2 separate regions of the Homo sapiens genome follow, and region 1 is linked to region 2. A link is an interaction called in ENCODE POLR2A ChIA-PET data of the cell type or tissue named here. Cell type or tissue: endothelial cell of umbilical vein. All regions are shown on one strand. Each heading gives the region's core, and the rest is flanking DNA. Links, peaks and the distances in the headings are about the cores only.

Evidence for each region. ChIA-PET counts read pairs that join two places held together with the same protein. Peaks named below come from ENCODE experiments on the same cell type or tissue, not always from the same donor. Only the 100,000 strongest peaks of a DNase experiment are listed, where the experiment ranks them.
Region 1: POLR2A ChIA-PET joins it to region 2 with 5 read pairs; 1 of 35 experiments calls an interaction of 5 or more read pairs at or near these places.

What each region holds. Positions count from the first base shown.
Region 1 is chr1:231,268,285-231,275,713 of GRCh38, forward strand. GNPAT (glyceronephosphate O-acyltransferase) reads left to right here. Exons shown (of 16, transcript NM_014236.4): 10 at 2,474-2,716; 11 at 4,028-4,107; 12 at 5,638-5,778; 13 at 6,937-7,036; 14 at 7,121-7,214. Among named protein-coding and RNA genes, the nearest start is that of GNPAT, 31 kb to the left of the region's middle. In endothelial cell of umbilical vein, for the core only: no CTCF peak of the experiment used is centred there; DNase peaks (open chromatin) are centred at 4,097 and 4,807; H3K27ac peaks cover 2,043 bases.
Region 2 is chr1:231,580,871-231,588,299 of GRCh38, forward strand. All of the region lies in intron 4 of TSNAX-DISC1 (TSNAX-DISC1 readthrough (NMD candidate)), which reads left to right. Among named protein-coding and RNA genes, the nearest start is that of LINC00582, 28 kb to the right of the region's middle. In endothelial cell of umbilical vein, for the core only: a CTCF peak has its summit at 3,466 (motif pointing left); a DNase peak (open chromatin) is centred at 3,441; H3K27ac peaks cover 926 bases.

The DNA of each region.
Region 1 (7,429 bases), core at 1,082-6,081, 310 kb before region 2:
GAGCGAGACTCTGTCTCAAAAAAGAAAGAAAAAGAGAAAGGACACCAAATCTGTTTTTATCACTATAGGACACAGTGAACACAGCACGTTGATTATTTGAGAATAATTGTTTACATGTCATTTCCCACTACGAGACTCTGAATATCTTGAGGACTAGAATACCATTTCCTTGGCACCTAGTACGGTGGAAAATAAAGTCATGAATCCTAGCCAGGCATGGTGGTACACACCTATAATCCCAGCTACTTGGGAGGCTGAGGTGGGAGGATCACTTGAGCCCAGGAGTTCGAGACCAGCCTCAGTAACATAGTGAGACCCCATCTCCAAAAAAAAAAAAAAAAGGCCGGGCGTGGTGGCTCACACCTGTAATCCCAGCACTTTGGGAGGCTGAGGCGGGCGGATCACGAGGTCAGCAGTTCCAGACCAGCCTGACCAACATGGTGAAACTCCGTCTCTACTAAAAACACAAAAATTAGCCGGGCATGGTGGCGTGCACCTGTAATCCCAGCTACTCGGGAGGCTGAGGCAGGAAAATTGCTTGAACCTGGGAGGCAGAGATTGCAGTGAGCCAAGATTGCGCCACTGCACTCCAGCCTGGGTGATAGAGCGAGATTCCGTCTCAAAAAAAAAAAAAAATTGTACAGGCTACAGTTGGAAATGCGTTTTTTTTTAAAGACCAGATAATTATTTGAAGTCAAGTACCTACTGTTCTTTGATCAACCCAATACTGAATACCTCCTCTGTGCTGGGTACTACCAGGGATATGAAGATGAACAAGATGCCATCCCCATCCTGGACGTTCCCCTGGGTTGCAGAGGGCAGGGTGGGTGGGTAATGTGTAAACAAGTTGTGAGGGTTCAGTGAACAGAGACAAGGAGCAACATGCATGCTGCAGAGGGTTCCTGAGAGTGCTGCAGAGGAAAGGGACCATACTCAGGAAGACTTCACAGAAGCGACTTTTGAACCCTTCAGGAAGACCAGGAGAGGATCCTCGCCAAGGCAGGGATGAGGAATGCAAGATGGGAGGCTTGGGCCCCAGAGATTCATCAGTGATATTAAAGTGTTGGCCCAGATGGGGTGGTGGGTAGATGGAAAATAAAGATGGACCTCCCCGCCTCCTCCCCACCATCCACCATCAGAAGACTGGAGGTATAGAAACAAGTTAGGAGGCTGCTCTGTCCCAATGAGAAATGCAGGATGCCTGAGATGCCTGAGCCGCAGCAGTGGAGGCACTCAGGGCACAGCCAAGAGATGAGGAGGATTTACTGACAAAAATGCCAGTCACCAAGAGAGAGACAAATCAGACACCTGTTCTCAGTGCTGTGATGGGCTGGGTCTGGTAGGAGGCAAAGGATGTGTTAATTATGATACAAGTAGCAAGTGTTGGATGTCATGAGAAATAGCTAAAAGGGCTCAAACCCATCATTGTTTGGCCCAGGAACATATGAAAACATAGGTACTTGTTTTTCTAAAGTGTTTTGCTTTTTCAGGATGGGATAAATGCCATAACTAATCCATAACTAAGAGTATCTGTTCAGTGTCACTACAGTTCTGTTCCTTTTTTCTTTTTTTATGCAGATTACCCCACATTCCTAAGCATGTTCATATCTCAAGCTTTTTATGATCATTTCACATAAAATATTATTCAATTGAGCAAGCTGAGACAAGGCAAGTTGTTCAAGAATGAATGTGATCAAGTCCAGGAGGAAGCCATACCTCTCACTTGTCCCTGCCTTGAAGCAGTAGCAGAACTTGCCACCCAACTTGAGCAGTGTGCCACTGCCAGCCAGCTCTTTGGCTCAGGTTAACTGCAGAATAATTTTCCGTGCTGAGAATATTTGTTAAATATCACCATCTCTTCATTATGCTTCTGTAATTCTACCTGCCTGGCAGCTGTCTGCAGGCCAATATGTCAGGTGATAAGCTACCAACTGCCATGGAGCTGCCCCTTTAGTTATCTTTGATTTGGGGAAAACTGCAAAGTGATATTTTTACCATTTTAGTATGGGTCTAAGCAAGGGGTGTGTGTGCATGTGTGTGTGTGTTGTATGTTTTAATGTATTCATACACTAATCATGGGCCTTTTTCTTAGTATTCTTACATTCCCGTGCATGTGACTTTCCAGTTATGTAACTTGCTGTTAGAAAACTTTAGATTCCCTTGGTTCCTGAAGTACACAGAAGTGGTGTTCATTTTCAGAGTAGAAACTGATGTGCCTTTCAGAATGGCTGACAAATTTTGGGGGTAAGAAAGTATGTTACATGTCCTTAGAGAGAGAGAAAGAATTGATTTATGAAATAGTACTTTTAAATTTTTCTTCAGATTTGGTATCATTACCGTAATTGGTAGACAGTAAAACCTGTCACTTGAAAATGAGCATCTGTCACGTTACCATTAATAACGTTAACGTACGCTAGGCCTAAGACTCCCTGCAGTGACCCATCTTGTTTGAATGAATTGTCTTTGTGTGTAGATAATAAACCTGCTGAAGAAGTTGTCCCGGCCAGCATTCTTCTGCATTCCAACATTGCCAGCCTTGTCAAAGACCAGGTGATTCTGAAAGTGGACTCCGGAGACTCGGAAGTGGTCGATGGGCTTATGCTCCAGCACATCACTCTCCTCATGTGCTCAGCTTATAGGAACCAGCTGCTCAACATTTTTGTGCGCCCATCCTTAGTAGCAGTAGCATTGCAGATGACACCAGGGTTCAGGAAAGGTAATTTTCAGGAATGCAATCTTGACTTTTAGAAGAGGTCTGGCCATTCCATTCCATTTAGGGAGCCACATTTGAAGCCTTGTAATGTTCAGCCTCACGCCGGTGAAGAGCAGGCCTATCACTGAGAAAAAGTTAGCTTTGTTCCCCAAATACTTGTTCATCTGCTTCGAATTTTGGAATTGGGAGGACCTGGAAATAATCTAAACCTTTCCTTCTATAAATATGGAAAATGAGGCCTAGAAAGTTGCATAATTACTGAGAGAAGGATCTGGCATTTGAGTACAGTTCTCCACTTCCTGGTCTGCGGCACTGTTTTGGCTGTGCCAGCTCCCTGATCCAGCAAAGGCAGGTGGGCAGATGAGCAGTCAGCAGTCGATGAGTACTCCCGAGATGCATGGTCTTGTTCTAATTGTATCAGGAGTATAAAAATGAGTACAGTACACGTCATGTTCACAGGAGCCTGTAGTCAAGGCCAGGGGGTTCTGTCAAGGCCCTATGTTAGAATTACTAGGGGAGTGAGCCCCACCCCAAAGTTTCTTCAGTTGACCTGGGGTATGGGCCAGCCATTGGTGTTTGGTTTTGGTTTTGGTTTTGGCTTTTCAAAGCTCCACAGTGATTCTAAGGAAAAGTGCTACAGATATAATAAAGATACCAGGAAATATGAATATAGAGGGAAATTAAGAAATCAGTACCTTTCCTTCCCTACTAGGGAGCCATGGGGTAGGGAAAAATGAAGCGTCCTGGCCTCTAAGGACTGTGATGTCTCGCTGAGTAGAAGCCTGGTTGTAGGTTAGAGTCAATCATTTAAAAACTATGCTAGGGCCGGGCGCAGTGGCTCACGCCTGTAATCCCAGCACTTTGGTAGGCCGTGGTAGGAGGATCACGATGTCAGGAGTTCGAGTCCAGCCTGACCAACATGGTGAAACCCTGTCTCTATTAAAATACAAAAATTAGCTGGGCATGGCGGCGAGTGCCTGTAATCCCAGCTACTTGGGAGGCTGAGGCTGGAGAATCGCTTGACCCCAGGAGGCGGAGGTTGCAGTGAGCCAAGATTGCACCATTGCACTCCAGCCTGGGTGACAGAGCGAGACTCCATCTCAAAAAACAAAAAACAAACTATGCTAGACCGTAGTTTGCTCTGTGGGTAAGATTTGGGTTTAATTTAGCTTCCCTCAGGGGACTTAATTCTTGTCCCTGTTACATGAATAAAATATGCCTTTGAAATACATTTTGTGATAGTAAGGACTTCCTGGTACTCCCTTAAAGTTTAAAGGGCAATGTTGTAATTTTACATGATGCATTTATTTCCAGAGGATGTCTACAGTTGCTTTCGCTTCCTACGTGATGTTTTTGCAGATGAGTTCATCTTCCTTCCAGGAAACACACTAAAGGTAAAGTGCTTACAACAAAGAGCAAGTATGTTTGCAGTGTGAGTTCTAGAAATGTTAGGGGTGAATTCACAGATGTGTCTCAGGCAGTGTGCCATCCCTTTCTTCAAGGCAAAGTGGGGCAGACTTCAAGAGAAACTGGGGCGCTCACAGTTCAGCAGACTCTAGTTTGATTCTTGATCAAGTTTAATTAATAACTTAGGGATTATATGGTGAGAGGAGAGTCATTCTTTGAACTATCAGTGTGGCCATTACAACTAAACTAACTTTATTTTAGTAAACGTTTAAAAATCAGCACACAGCCGGGCGCAGTGGCTCATGCCTGTAATCCCAGCACTTTGGGAGGCCGAGGCAGGCGGATCACGAGGTCAAGAGATCGAGACCATCCTGGCCAACATGGTGAAACCCCGTCTGTACTAAAAATACAAAAATTAGCTGGGCGTGGTGGCGCATGCCTGTAGTCCCAGCTACTCAGGAGGCTGAGGCTGAGGCAGGAGAATCACTTGAACCCGGGAGGTGGAGGTTGCTGTGAGCCAAGATTGTGCCACTGCACTCCAGCCTGGTGACAAGAGGAAGACTCCATCTCAAAAAAAAAGAAACCAAACACAACAAAATCAGCACACATTTTCCTGTTAGCAAGTTGTTAGAATGAGTCACCCAGGCAAGTGCCTTTTACTTTGAGAGTAGTGAGTGCTGGTCCTGCCTGGTCTAGACAGCTGAGGGGTCATCAGGCTCGCAGAGCTGGACTGCTGCTGGGTTGAAGTGGGAAGTGACAGTAGATGAGAGGCATGTTAGGTGTTTGTGTGCTTTAAGGATAAGAGGTTTGATTCTGTAGGGAGTGGAACAGGAGTGTTGGAAACTTTTTTTTTTTTTTTTTTTTTGAGGTGGAGTCTGGCTCTGTCGCTCAGGCTAGAGTGCAGTGGCGCAATCTCAGCTCACTGCAAGCTCTGCCTCCCGGGTTCACTCCATTCTCCTGCCTCAGCCTCCCAAGTAGCAGGGACTACAGGCGCCCACCACTACGCCCGGCTAATTTTTTATATTTTTAGTAGAGACGGGGTTTCACTGTGTTAGCCAGGATGGTCTCGATCTCCTGACTTCATGATCCGCCCGCCTCAGCCTCTCAAAGTGCTGGGATTACAGGCGTGAGCCACCGCGCCCAGCCAGAAATTTTTTAACCATAGCATAATTCTAAGTATTTTTAGGACTTGCTGTATGTATTTCCTATTTAAATTAAGGAGTGGTTCTGCAAAGTAAAAGAAAATCCATCACCCAGGTTGTGATTTGTAAGGCTCAGAAATGTTGTGTTTGAAAACATTTTGAATGTAGAGCAGATGCTTCTCTGGCTACTATCTCACAACCAGAATTGTTCTGGAGGTTGGGGAAATAGCTGGTATTCTGTTGTCTGAGGGCATGTGGCTGCATATATTCAGATAGGCAGTGTATCCATTAACCTAGATGAGGGGGTACATGTATTCAGATGGGCACTATACCCATTAACCTAGATGAACATTATGGCTTCCTCTTCCCTTCTAGGACTTTGAAGAAGGCTGTTACCTGCTTTGTAAAAGTGAAGCCATACAAGTGACTACGAAAGACATCCTAGTTACAGAGAAAGGAAATACTGTGTTAGAATTTTTAGTAGGACTCTTTAAACCTTTTGTGGAAAGCTATCAGGTATGTAAATTTGGCAAGTTCTCCTTCATGCCCCCCATATCAAATATAATAAGACATTCTCACCCTGTGCTTATTTCCAGTCTGAAGGGCAGGTATCTTCCCCAGGCAAATGGAAGAAGGAGAGAGAGTGACTAATACGATCAGTGATTTCACCTCACCAGTGAGACCTTGCTCCCCGCATTCAGGAGGAAGCTTGGTTCATTACAGACCCAAGAGGACAACAGCTTAGTGATGCCATGGTCACAGTATTCACAGGACCACAGTTACACCCACGCATCATCTGTCATACTGTGTCTCATGTCTTAATGAGGCCTTCATGTCAGTCAATATGTAACCTCGAGGTTTGATATATATCAGGCACTCAGTAAAGGCAAGACTTGAGTGATACATAAAGTCAGTTACAGATTACCAGATGTTTATGTTGGAAAGAAAAAGTTCAAGTGCAAGTTCTGAAAGCGTTTGTCAGAGCTCTTGGGAGTAGTTAGAGAGATGGGATGGTATGTTGCCCAGCAGGAATTGTGGCAGGACTCAACGGGAGAGAAAGAGTCTGAAACATAAACTGTAGGAAGGACTTCCACATGCTTGAGAGAAGAGGATGCTGTGACTCGGCTCTGTTCATATAATACATGCACTGGCTCTGGGCACCTGGACCCACTTCCTGGTGCTTGTGGTCCGTGAAATAACTCATTCAGCCTCCTTGCACAAAGTCTAGCACTTACTGAGCATTTGATAAATGCTAGTTCTACCCTTAATCACTGTTCTACAGTAGAAATCATCAAGTATTTTAGGGCATGGTACTTTCTTAGGTGTATTTAGAGAAAAAAAGCAAAGTTATTAAAATCTGACCCCTCTCTTCCCAAGTAGCATAAGAGATACGAAGCTGATGGTAATTAACTTGTACCCCTTGAAGTGAGAAATTATACTTTAATAAATGTCATTATTATTTTAAATCTTTTTCTAATTGTAAAATGTAAACTCAAAGGAGATGCCCTAAAAATTCTTTGGTTTTTCTGGGCTCATTCCTTGGAGGGTCTTTATGCTGCTCTCTTGTGATATATCCTTCTCTTAAGAGGGGCAATGTAAAGTTATTTACTATTCTGTTGAACTTGGCTATCCTTTTTCTCTTTCTGTTCCCCTCATCCTTCCTCTTAAAATCAGATAATTTGCAAGTACCTTTTGAGTGAAGAAGAGGACCACTTCAGTGAGGAACAGTACTTGGCTGCAGTCAGAAAATTCACAAGTCAGCTTCTCGATCAAGGTCAGTCACTGCTCTGTGGGTGCTGATTTCTTTTAGTTGAGAATAGAAACTGGTCAACTAACTCTTCCTCACCCCCAATTTTAGGTACCTCTCAATGTTATGATGTATTATCTTCTGATGTGCAGAAAAACGCCTTAGCAGCCTGTGTGAGGCTCGGAGTAGTGGAGAAGAAGAAGATGTAAGTACTGTACAAGATCCCATGAGTGCTCAAGGAACAAGGAAATGAATGACATTTGAGCTCAAAATCCAGAGAGACATAGAAATGGATGATCTAGGAAATGCTATATTCTACTTTCCTTATCCATCCTCTAATTAGTTAAGTCAGTGTGAGTTATCCTGAAAATTGTATGTGGTTATGAATAGAAATGCAACTGAAGCAAAGAAAGGAAGAAA
Region 2 (7,429 bases), core at 846-5,845:
AGGGTTTACTACATACAAAATCATGTCATCTGCAAATACAGATAGCTTTACTTCCTTTCCAATCTTGATGCCTTTTATTTTTGTCTCTAACCTAATTGCTCTGTCTAGAACCTCCAGTACAATGTTGAACAGAAGTGGCAAAAGCAGGCATCCTTGTCTTGTTCCTGATCTTAGGGAGAAAGCTTTTAGTCTTTTAATTATGATGTTATCTGTGGGTTTTTCATAGATACCCTTTATCAGGTTGAGGAAGTTCCCTTCCGGTCCTAGTTAGTTGAGCATTTTATCATGAAAGACTGTTGGATTTTTTTTTAATTTGAATATGATTTTACTGAAGCATACATCATTTCAAAGCAAAATTAGTTTATGTTGTCAATTCTAACATATAATACATTTAAGTCATTATATGAATTTCATTTTTTGTGTATTTCACTGTAGTGCTGTGACAACAAAATGACATCTGTGTCCCAGAGCATACATATATCAACAGTAAGATGTAATTTTTCATTACATCACTGCTAGAATATTTAGCTTTGTGTAGGAGACCTAAGCATGTAAGATGGCCACACTAAATAATTTTCTGTTTTTTTCCTTAGGTAATCTTAATTTTTTATCAGTAATACTTTATAGCTGTTAGTTGTGCATTGGCAGTATAAAAGCTAATATATACTGTATGGTCTTGCAACAGTTTTAAAGCCTCTGCATAACTGATAATAAAAATGCATGACATTTTTGTTTTTAATAGACTTTTAAAATTATAGTTTTAGGTTTAACACATAGATCTTTGTACACTTGACTTTTTGACATAGCAAGGCCAAAAATAACTTTCTGAATATTTTTTTCTTGTGTATAAGTGGAAAGGGCATTTTTCACATATAAGTGGGCTAACCAATATTTTCAAAAGAACTTCATCATTGTGCAACTAACAACAGTAACTAGCCCTTAATTATGGTGACAGTTCCTTATTGGTGTGTGTGAGATTACTCTAGCAGCTATTACAGTATAACACAGATGATCTTCACACACCCCATCACCCAGATAATTTACAGTTCTGAAAGATTGTTGGATTTTATCATGTGCTTCTGCATCTGTTGCAATGATCATACAGTTTTTGTCCTTTCTTCTCTTGACATGGGATATTCAAATATCACATGACTGGGATCAATTTCACTTGGTCATGACGTATAATCCTTTTTATGTGCTGGATTCAGTTTGCTAGTATGTTGTTGAGGATTTTTGTGTTAGTATTCATCTTTGTCTGGTTTGTTATCAGGGAATACTGACCTCATCTCCACCTTGCCTTCAACTGTGAGCAGCTGCTTTGTTAATTAACGTGCATCCCAATCTGTATTCCTTCCATGTTGCTAAGGGATTTGCTTTTCTTTCTATTTTCCTTGTATCTGTTATTTCTTTGTGTTTATAGTATGTGGCATTGTACTTTAGGTCATTTTTCCATGTTGCCAGATCTGATAGTCAAATTTTTGAAAGAAAAATATTTTTTGCTTAATTTTTATATGCACATTATAGAAAAACCTAGAGGCAAAAAAAAAAAAACTTTTATAATTCTGCTTACAGAGATAACTACTGTTAGCATTATGTTTACTCCATGTCTTTCTAATCTCATTTCTGTGTGTGTGTGTGTACAGGTATATATGCACATGTATAAATACAGCTAAACTAAAGAGGAATTGATGCCTTTTATACTATATTATATTATTTTATTATTATTATTTTTGAGATGGAGTCTCGCTCTGTCACCCAGGCTGGAGGGCAGTGGCATGATCTCGGCTCACTTCACTGCAACCTCTGCCTCCTGGGTTCAAGCGATTCTCCTGCCTCAGCCTCCTGAGTAGCTGGGATTATAGGCACGCACCACCATGCCTGGCTAATTTTTGTATTTTTAGTAGAGATGGGGTTTCACCATGTTGGCCAGGCCAGTCTCAAACTCCTGACCTCAGGTGATCCATCTGCCTCGGCCTCCCAAAGTGCTGGGATTACAGGCGTGAGTCACCATGCCCGGCCTGTACTATCTTATAACATGACTTTTTTCACTAAAGATATTGTCAAAACATTTACGTGTTAATCAGTGTATTCCTACCAGGTGATTTTTAATAGCTACAAAGTATCCCATCATGGTTCTATAATGCAATTTATTCACCCATCTCTGTTGTTGCATATTTAAGGGTTATTTTTTAAAAGTTTGTTTTTATAAACAACACTGACACACGTCCTTGAAACTGCATCTTTGCCTCCATCTATGTTTGTTTCCTTAGTATAAATTGCTGACAGTAGAATACCTAGGTCTTATGAATGTTTTTGGTATTTACTGAAAAATTGAGTTGATTTCTTCTGGAACAATTATCAACCAGATTCCTTTTTAAAAAATTCTGATTCAGTTATGTAAGCTCTACATGGTGTGAAATGGATTTATATGTGTCTCTTCCCAGGGCTGTAGGCATTGCGCTGTAATTTTCTGCTAAGGTTACTAAGAGGTAGTCTCTGGTGCGACTTTCCTACCTACCGTAGTTCATACGTGCTCTGAAGTATTAGTACGTGCACCAAAGGAGAAAGTTTCTCTATGATGACTTTTCAACATGAAAAATAAAGTGTAGATGCCTCACATCATTTATCTGCTCCATTTACCAGCACCCAGCCTCATCCTGCCTCAGCGAACTTAATAAGATTAACAGATGTCATTTCTTTAATCTTCATTAGAATACTGTCAGGTAACAGCGTCATTCTGGGGTTACCAGAACTGAGGCATAGAACACTGATGAGAGGGACTAAAATCACGGGAAAACATTCCTCAGGCCTTGCAACTTCCAATATAGTCAATCCATACTTTTCTCAAGTAGTTTTTTTTTTTTTTTTAACAGAGTACTACATCAGAAGCCTTCAAAATGGAATTGGTTTATTATTCAAATATTCTATTTCATAAATTATAAATTATGTAAAATATGGCCATCATTCTTGCTTCAAAGCACTGAAAAGAGACATGATAAGATTCTAAGAAATTATCATTAATGTTATTAAGTTTCACAATGGCATTATGATTATGTATGGATGTGGACATAATTTTTACATATGCATATTGAAGTATATAGGTGGAAAACCATGAAGTCTGATATTTGCTTTAAAATTCAGTGGGGAGGGAGAGAAGGAGAGAAGGTTGGATGGATAGTTGAAGCAAGTATGGCAGAATTTGTTGAATTTGTGTGTTGGGTTGATGGCTCATTGTACTATTCTTCTTTTGTGAACATTTGGCGTTTTTCATAATTTAATAAAAGGTGTTTCCTTTAAGTTGGGGAGAGAGGAAGAAAGGGTAGAAAGAGAGGAAAGAGAGAGGGAGAAAGAGAAGACAAAGAGACACTCACAGAGAATCCTGTTGAGACTGAGTCAGTGAGACCAAGTCACAGGAAATCTGTCTGATAAAGGGAAAAACTTGGCTGAAGCTGACTTTGTTATGAATTAGCTTCCTGCTGCCATCTAATGGCACACACGTACTTATGGATATGTATATGTGTATCCATAGACAACACACACACACACACACACATGCGTTTCTATTGCTCAAAGCCTGTATCTATCTGTTTTTAAATTATTTCCCCACATCATAAACATCTTTTAATCTCATCTCATTTACCCTCATCACATTTTTGAGAGAGTAAAAAAAATGTAGGGATGATGCTATCTTTTTATAGACAAAACTGAGGCACTGAGGAGGTAAGTGGCTTTGCCACTTTTGAAAAGCTAGATCGGCTGGGCAGGGTGGCTCATGCCTGTAATCCCAGCACTTTGGGAGGCCGAGGTGGGTGGATCACAAGGTCAGGAGTTTGAGACCAGCCTGACCAACGTGGTGAAACCCCGTCTCTACTAAAAATACAAAAATTAGCTGGACGTAGGGCACATGCCTGTAATCCCAGCTATTCAGGAGGCTGCGGCAGGAGAATCGCTTGACCCTGGGAGGCGAGGTTGCAGTGAGCCGAGATCGCGCCACTGCACTCCAGTCTGGGTGACGGAGCAAGACTATGTCTCAAAAAAAAAACAAAAAAAGCTAGATCAACATGACCTCTTTCCTTGAACCCATGCTTTGTGACATCTGTCTCAGAACTGCCCTGGTTGCATTTCCTAGTGTTAGTCCTTAAAGCACAGGAATGACGTTATTAATATCAATGAGATATGGAAACTCATTTGAAACCATCTCTGATCTCTGTCTTCATCATCGCATGGTATTCTCCCTGCATGGGTGACTCTTTCCTTCCCGTTTTCATATGGACTGCAATCATTTTGGATTAGGGCTCACCCTACTTCAGAATGACCTAATCTTAACCAATTACATCTGCAATTACCCTGTTTCCAAATTAAGTCGCATTCTAGGTACTGGGGATTGGGACTCGGTGTTCATACTCCAGTGTATGAATAATGAGAAGGGGACACAGTTCAACCCATAACACTCCCTTTTCTGAAACTTCTCGCTAGATTTGTGTTTTGTTCATGAACTGTCTCACATTGCATATGGTTTTCTGCCTTTCTTCTCTTTCTGGATTGTAAGTTTTTTTTGTTTTTTAGATGGAATCTTGCTCTGTCACCAGGTGGGAGGGCAGTGGCAGTCTCTCCTCACTGCAACCTCCACCTCCTGGGTTCAAGTGATTCTCCTGCGTCAGCCTCCCGAGTAGCTGGGACTACAGGTGCAAGCCACCACGCCTGGCTAATTTTTTATATTTTAGTAGAGACAGGGTTTCACCATGTTGACCAGGATGGTCTCAATCTCTTGACCTCGTGATCTGCCTGCCTCAGCCTCCCAAAGTGCTGGGATTACAGGCGAGAGCCACTGTGCCCGGCCAATATTTTTTTTTCTTTTTTTTTTTTGAGACGGAGTCTCGCTCTGTTGCCCAGGCTGGAGTGCAGTGGCTCGATCTCAGCTCACTGCAACCTCGGACTTCCAGGTTCCAGCAATTCTTCTGCCTCAGGCCTCCCAAAGTGCTGGGATTACAGGTGTGAGCCACCGCACGCGACCTAGATTGTAAGATTTGTAAAGTCTGTGGTTTGTCGTTATAAAATCCATAGTGCTAAGCACAGAGGCTGGATAGATGTTTATTAGGGGCCTTACATTTCTTCACTATGGCTACCTTTGGGCATCCAGGTTAGGTTATACCTCCAAAGAGCAAGAGGCAGGATTTCATTAAAATGTTGATGAATCCAAAGTTCTTCTACGTACCTGTCTGCCTGCACTGAAGTTCATAAGTTTATGTATCATTGTTGGAGTCAGGACAAAATGGGGTTTGAGAGTCAGGTTGAGAACCCAGGGGGTGAGAATGGATGAGAGAGAGGGAGAGAGAGAGAGAGAGAGAGACGAAAGAAAGAGAGAAAGTGTGGCTATCACAAAGCCAGGGGAGACACTGAGTTAATGATGGTAGCATGATATCAGAGAATCAGAAATATGCCATAAAAGAAGTGAATACAAGGATTACAAGAACATTTCAAAACCTAATGCTAGTGTTCAGGGGACAGAGATCCTGCAAGAGTTGAAGAGAGGGAGTAAGCCACAAAACAATTCCAAGCACCGGTGTCAAAGGGGCAAAATATCTGGCCAAAGGTTCAGGCAATGGAAGTAGAATATCAGAAGCAAGAAATCGATTTGATGATGAGCCAGGTCATGGCCTTTTCCTGGGGATCTTACATCCCTGGGAAGGCCAGGAACAGGTCCATAAATTCAGCCAATCTAGGATCCACTTGGAGAGAGAAGGGGAAGCACTTGGCTGGAGCAGGGGCTTGCATAGCCTCTGGTAGCCACTGACAAGACCTCAGCACGGGAGGCCAACCCTCAGACGCATTGCTGTTCATTTAGTCAAAATGCTGAGCTGTACAATTAGAAAAAAATAACTCATTGTCCCTTCTCTCAAGATGCTGACAGGTTCATGGGGGAAATCAAACACCTTCAAGAAAAAGTAAGCATCCTACAAAGTAGTAACACAATTTACGTAGGAAGTTGGATTTAAAAAAAACTAATTTTTAGGCCTGGTGAGTTGTCTTATGCCTATAATCCCAATATTTTGGGAGGCCAAGGTGGGAGGATCGCTTGAGCCCAGGAGTTTGAGACCAGCCTGGGTAACTTAGCGAGACCCCAATCTACACAAAATTAAAGAATTAGCCAGGACTGGTGGTTTGCACCTATAGTCCCAGCTACTTGGGAGGCTGAGGTGGGAGGATCACTTCAGCCCAGGAGGTCACAGCTGCAGTGAGCGGTGATCCTGCCATTGCACTCCAGCCTGAGCAACAGAGTGAGACTGTCTCAAAAAAAAAAAAAGAAAGAAACTCTGTTTTTCATAGAGAGCCTACAGACATTTCTTAAGGGGAATCAGCTGTAGTCTAGTTAGGGAATTATGCAAATATATCAAAGAACTACATTACTTTTTTTTTTTTTTTTTTTTGAGAAGGAGTCTGGCTGTATCACCCAGGCTGGAGTGCAGTGGTGCAATCTCAGCTCACTGCAGCTTCTTCCTCCAGGGTTCAAGTGATTCTCCTGCCTCAGCCTCCCAAGTAGCTGGGACTACAGGCATGCACCACCACACCCAACTAATTTTTTTTGTATTTTTAGTAGAAATGGGGTTTTGCCATGTTGGCCAGGCTGGTCTTGAACTCCTGATCTCAAGCGATACCCCTGCCTTGGCCTCCCAAAGTGCTGGAATTATAGGCATGAGCCACTGCACCTGGCCTAGATCACTTTTATTAGTATGTGATTTGAAACAGAGCACATGTAGTTCATCTAACAAACTTCGTAGAACATTTCTTTACAGTGTAGTACCATTGTAATGCAAATGGCATTTATAATGCAGAGGGAGAGGTTTGACATATCGTTTTACTCTTTGAGATACAGCGTGTTCCTAGTGTGGTATTTTTTTTACCTTGTTTGGAAACCAGTTAGCACAGCTAACCTTTGTCTCATGGAAACTTAAATCACTGTTGGTTAACCTGGGGGCCCAGCCATCATCTGTACTGATGATCACCTAGTGATGGTTACATTCTAGTGCGGTGTCTGAATGTCCGAGGTATATTTGGATCACTTTTAACTGAAGACCCAGTCTTTGTTTGTTTTTTTTTTTTCCAAGACGGAATGTTGTACTGTCGCCCCAGGCTGAAGTGCAATGGCACAATCTCGGCTCATTGCAACCTCTGTCTCCTGGGTTCAAGAGATTCTCCTGCCTCAGCCTTCCAAGTAGCTGGGATTATAGGCGCCCACCACCACGCCTGGCTAATTTTTTGTATTTTCAGTAGAGATGGGGTTTCACTATGTTGGCCAGGTTGGTCTCGAACTCCTGACCTCGTGATCCACCCGCCTTGGCCTCCCAACATGCTGGGATTACAGGCCTGAGCCACCGCGCCAAGGCTAGGACCCAGTCATTTAATGGTCTATATTTCTGTGCAGTTTTTA